2 separate regions of the Homo sapiens genome follow, and region 1 is linked to region 2. Evidence: chromatin contacts called from ENCODE Hi-C or POLR2A ChIA-PET data. All regions are on one chromosome and are shown on one strand. Each heading gives the region's core, a stretch centred on a gene start or an enhancer-like site at or near the end of the contact. The rest is flanking DNA. Distances are from core to core; before and after follow the strand shown. Region 1 holds the start of ANKRD66 (ankyrin repeat domain 66). Region 2 overlaps CLIC5 (chloride intracellular channel 5).

Region 1 (2,957 bases), core at 394-2,893, 790 kb before region 2:
TCAAAATTCATTTTAATAGAAATCCCTTACACTGGAGTGTTTGATCAATGATAGAATAGTAAACAAAAATGCTAGAGTGTTTCTAATCTGAGGGTGCCACTAAAATAAAACCATTTTTTAAATCAGTATCTAGAAGTTTTTCGCTTGCCTTTCATAGAGGCCTTTAAGCAGGTGTACATTTCAACTAACCCCATTTGTCCCACATTTGAGTTCATGCCAAGATTCCATAACTTTCCATGGGTGAGTTGCAATTCAAGTGGAAGCATTAGGCAGCAAAATTTATTTCCAGAGAAATGGAAAAGCCGATTCTAAAAAATCATATGGAAATGCAAGGGACCCAGAAGAAAACAATCTTGAAAGAGAGCAAAGTTAGAGGACTCACACTTCCTGATTCCAATAAGTATGCCAGGAAAATTCAGTGACAACATAATAGTCTTTTCAATAAATGATGCTGAGACAACTGGATATCTACAGCTAAAAGAATGAAGTTGGTCCTCTCCCTCACAAAGATGTATTCCTGTGTTTTCCTCTAAGAGTTTTATAGTTTTAAGACTTACTTTTAGGTCTGTGATCCGTTTTGAGTTAATTTTTATACTTGACAACAATTGCCACAAAACAATTGAACATAAATATAAGGGTTTTTTCTAGACTCTCAGATCTACTCCGTTGCTCTAAATATCTATCTTTATGCTAGTACTACACAGTCCTGATTACTGCAGGTTTGTAGTAAGTTTTGAAATGGGAAAGTCTGAGTATTCCAATGAGCTATATACCCAAGAGAAGAAAAACATATATCCATATAAACATTTGTACATGTATGTTCTTAGAAGCATTATTTATAAGAGGCAAAAGTGGAAACATCCCAAAGGTTCATCAATAGATGAATAGATACACAAAATGTGGAATATCCATATAAAGCATTCTTATTTGGCAATAAAAAGGAATGAAGTACTGATACATACTTTATGGATGAACCTTGAAACATGCTAAGTGAAAGAAGCCAGTTACAGAAGACCACATATTGCATACCTCCATGTATGTGGAATGCCCAGAATAAGCAAATCTAGATAGCTAGAATGTAGACTATAGGCAGCCTAGGGCTGCGATGGAGGTTGGGGTGGGGAGTGACTGCTGATAAGTACAGGATTTCTTTTTGGGGTGATGAAATGTTCTTAAATTAGATTAGATGCTTTCACAACTCCAAAAGGCCCAAAACCACTGAATTCTACATTTTAAATGAATCCAGTTTTATGGTATGTGAATTGTATTTTAACAAAGCTGCTTTACAAAAAACTATTAATTAGAAGCTTTCTACAAAACAAAAACAAACACAATTTGTTTGCAGAAAATATATACAACTCACTAGCTTGGCATTGACTACTGAAATTTATCAATTGGTTCCTTTAGTAACCAATCCTTGTGAATTTGATTAAATGCACTTGATTTCCTATCTTTCTGGTAGAGGCACATCTACCATAAAGATAGGAAATCAAGTGCAAAGTAGTCAATAAATATCAGTTTTAATAAATGTGAGTGATTTTTAATAACTATAGTAAATAAGAGAGGGTAACTTAAAAACACTTACTGTCTTGTGTGAAATTTGAGGAGCTCTGTGCTGACAGGCAGTCCTAACCATCCGGAGTGTTGTGTCCATGCCATGGAAACTGACTCCTCCTTCTGCATGAAAGCCAGCCAGTCAACTTCAGCTTCCCTAGGTGTCTGGTGGGGTGGGATTGCCAGTCTGCTTCACACCCTAACTCTTCAGCAGTTCCAGCCATCTTTTTTAGTCCAAATGTGTTGGCCCTTAACAGGTTCTTTCAAATAGTATTTAATGCAAAAAATAAAAGTAAAATAAAATTTAAAAAGCTGTGAATGATTGTCTGCCCACATAATACTGTGACGGAGGTAGGCTGCTTACAGACCACATAACCATAAGAGATGTGAGACCTGTGGGGGAGTGGGGACAGTGTGGGCTCCTCACATTCAGAAGCAGCTGTCAGGTCTTGGGCAAGTTCCTTAACTTTAGAGAGGCTTTTTTCTTTTCTTTTTTTTTTTTCTCACCAATAACATGAAATTTTAACATCTTTTTTTTATAGTGCTATTAAATATGACTAGCTAAAATAATTTAGAAAACACTTGGCACAGGGTAGATGCTTTTACAAAAAGAAGAAGAAGAAGGAGGAGAAGGAGGAGGAGGAGGAGGAGAAGGAGAAGGAGAAGGAGAAGGAGAACCAAATAAAAATTCCTAGGTGCTTTCTTTTTGCTTCCTCTTTTTACCCCTTGCTCTAAGCGAAAATCTACCATATTGATGATGATGCTGGTCAAAAAGACCTTATTTCTTCTTCCTCTCTTTCTACATTTTCCCTGCCTTTTCCCTCTCTCCTTCCTTTTCTTTTTCCCTTTCTCTGAAGGGAGTTCCTCTCTCTCACTCTCTCTCTCTTACTATCTTTCCCACCTCCCTCATTCTCCATCCATTTCTCTCCCTGCCTTTCTTCCCATATGTATTTAGTGAATGCCTTATATCTGTCAAGCACCACTGTACTGGGCCCTGTGAAGATCAAGATACCCATTGTTCCTGTCGTCCTTGAGCTTTTGGTCTAGATAAGAATAAACAAGAAAACAAATAAACGTACACAAGTAGACTCACAACCTGTACGAGTACAATGAACAAACAACATACAATAGCAGAGAACACCAGGAAAGGAGTATGGGCAACTTAGGGGATGACATTTGAGGGTCTGAGGGGAGACCTGGCAGAGCAGAAGAAATCAGGCATCTGAAGAGCTAGGAAGATGACCTAGGTAGAGGGAGGGGAGGAGCTTGGCTTAGGTGAAGAATGAAGAAGAGGAGGATGCAGCTGGTTTATGCAGTGTGGGGCAAGTAGAAGATGAGATCATTCCCGGTCTACTAGGACATGGTAAGGAGTTTGGATTGTATTCCAAGTACAACGAGTAGAC
Region 2 (2,700 bases), core at 158-2,657:
CAGCCTCCCGAGTAGCTGGGATTACAGAAACATGCCACCATGACAGGCTAATTTTTGTATTTTTAGTAGAGACGGGGTTTCACCATCTTGGCCAGGCTGGTCTTGAACTCCTGACCTTGTGATCCACCCACCTCGACCTCCCAAAGTGCTGGGATTACAGACGTGAGCCACTGCTCCTGGTCTTTTTCTTCTATTTTCTAGGCACTAAACACTTCCTGCTCCTTTCTATTGCTGCCTTCATTGTTGATCAGTAGCCAAGTCTAGAGCATTCTCCTATTGCACTCTCTCTTCCTCCAAACTCTCTTTTTCATTCTCAAAGCCTACAACTGGTTCAAGTCTCACCACTGCCACCCTGAGAGTCTCATTGTTCTTCAAACTGGTCTTCATCTTTCCAGGTTCACACATTCTCTTTTTCTCTCTCTCTGACCCATCCTTTATGTGATTCTAAGGTTATTATTCCTAAAATAATGCTTTAATCAGGCCACTTTCATGCACAGGAAACCTTTGATGTTTCCCATTGTCCATGGACTTGATGCATCCGAAGCCCCGATTTGTCTTTTCCTTCATTCTTCCCAACACTCTTTCCCAACACTTCTCACCGTGACCTGTCTACTCTGTCAGGCTGGCCTGCCTTCTGCTGTTCTTCTTCCTTTGAGCCTCCATCCCTTGGCAGAACTGCATCCTCTGTCTAAAACAGGCCCTCTCTTCCTTCTTGTCCCTGGCCCCAGGCTCAGCTTCAGCCCATCCCCTCTGTAAGGCCTACTCATACCCATCCCACCACACTCATACAAGCACACCTGTCAACCCAACCTCCCTCCAGACTCACCCAGCACCTGTTGTCTATGTTGCCTTGTGTCGTGATTTAGTGTTTCATCAAGTTCTGAGGTCTGCACCCCTAATGCTTTACAACTGGTAAATGCTTTCTCATTAAAAAAAAATCACATAATGTATAATCCTGTGAAGGAGGTCTTACTTCTCCGTGTTATTTGAGAAATAACTGAGACAGATATATATGAGACTCGCCCAAGATGCCAACTAGAAATTAGAGGGGCTAAACGCCATCTGCTTGGTTCAAATACTATGCTCTTCATAATACCTCAGTTATGAAGTTTGTTTCATCTTTCAAATGAGACCTTCAATCCCTCAAGGACAGACTGGAATCGTGTTTTAAGTTTGTTTGTATCCTCCATAGAAACTAGTTTTTCACAGGTCCTCAAATACTATCTGTCAAATAAATGAACTTGCATCCACTATGCAATTAATGTCTGTGATAACTAAAGAGAGCAGCAGACTTATGAAAAAGCAGCTTCCTTCAGTGCAGAATTGGAGGTGTTTGGATTACCATGTGTGAGAGAGGACTTGTATGTTTGCTGGAGAAGAGAGTGGGAGAGGGAACCACCCCTGCCCGCGTGCTTCAGATGGTTTGGTTCCTCCTTCACATGATCACACCTGGTCCAGCCAACACCCCTTTGACGTAGACCAGGCATGTAGCACCACTCCATTTTTACAGATAAGGAAACTTTCTTACTGCCCCCTCTACCCATGAACACACACATTAATTTCTAAGAAAACTGATTTATTTTCCTGGCACTACACTTTAGTGACTGAATAATCTTGAACTTTTCAGAGCCTCAGTTTCCTCATCTGTACAATGGAGACAGTGTCTTCTTAATCAATAGGATTATTGTGAGAATTTATCGAGGCAGGCCATGTAAAACATTTGCAATTGGTCCTGTACCTGACTCATAGCAAGAACTCGTTGCATGTTGGTTATTCTTAGAATTATCACTGGGTTCATGGAGCTGGCAATCCAGTAAGGAAAAGAAGACCGATCCTCATTACATAATTCATAAATCATACCTGGCAATACGTCATCCAATGCTAATGATATAGTCTCAACTATAAATACTGAAGCAGGGTCAACAAAGACAGAGGGCTGCAACTCTAGCTAAGCGTCGGTGGCCATAGGCAGTACTTCCCAAGGGCGTCTGACTCCAGTGGCCACAATTCTCCAGAATCCCAGGAAAAAACCCACCACCACCACCATCACCACCACCACACATTCCTGTATCTGTAAGCCACAGAGAGGTGACTGAGAGCACACACGTTGCTGCCTTGTGTCAGCTCTAAAAAACAGGAGCAAATAAAGAATGTCCTTTCATTGTCTAAAATGAGGGACATGCACAAAGTAAATAAAGGGACTAAGTAAATTAGATTTTAAAAATACTTTCCGTCTCAGTTGTCTGAGTTCCAAGTGCCTCAGAATGCAGCTGGAGAGTGTGTGTGTTTGGGGAGGGACATGGGAGTAGCACAGTAATTGAAATTCTTCTCTTCCCCTCCCAAACTGATTACGCCAGGAATTTGTTTCATTACAGACTCCTCTACTCCCACTGTTTACTTTTTTTACAGTTTCTGCGTTTAATGTTTTCCACTCCCGACTCCCACAAGAAATGTGGCATTCTCAGAGAGAGCATTTGGGGTGAATCCCAGCACCGTCTTGGAAGTCGCCACCATTTTCCCTCCTCTTCCCTAAACATTTTTAGTGTAACCCTCCCCTTTCCCATTTTCCCCAATCTGCCAAACCTTCTTCCCCCTCATTTTGCTCCATTCTTGCTCTTGCATTCTGACCAGCTGGCGCAGACACAGAAGCACACTCCTGGATATTAACAGGACCTAGCCGTGTCAAACACAAGGCCACTT

The links. Hi-C counts contacts between places; a loop is a spot of excess contacts on that map. ChIA-PET counts read pairs that join two places held with the same protein, here RNA polymerase II (POLR2A).
Region 1: a map of sciatic nerve shows a loop between it and region 2 (15-fold over the local background). The contact joins the promoter of ANKRD66 here to the enhancer-like site in region 2. A Hi-C loop is called at or near these places in 1 of 168 maps with a recorded cell type or tissue (sciatic nerve). POLR2A ChIA-PET finds 5 or more read pairs at or near these places in 1 of 52 experiments (H1).

Annotation. Positions count from the first base shown.
Region 1 is chr6:46,745,619-46,748,575 of GRCh38, reverse strand. It overlaps ANKRD66 (ankyrin repeat domain 66), which reads right to left and starts at 1,643. Exons shown (of 5, transcript NM_001162435.3): 1 at 1,586-1,643.
Region 2 is chr6:45,951,476-45,954,175 of GRCh38, reverse strand. The region is part of intron 2 of CLIC5 (chloride intracellular channel 5); the gene reads left to right. Among named protein-coding and RNA genes, the nearest start is that of CLIC5, 63 kb to the left of the region's middle. Within about 2 kb of position 1,407, at least 4 of the 41 ENCODE cell types and tissues checked have a DNase peak (open chromatin) inside an H3K27ac peak, as active enhancers do.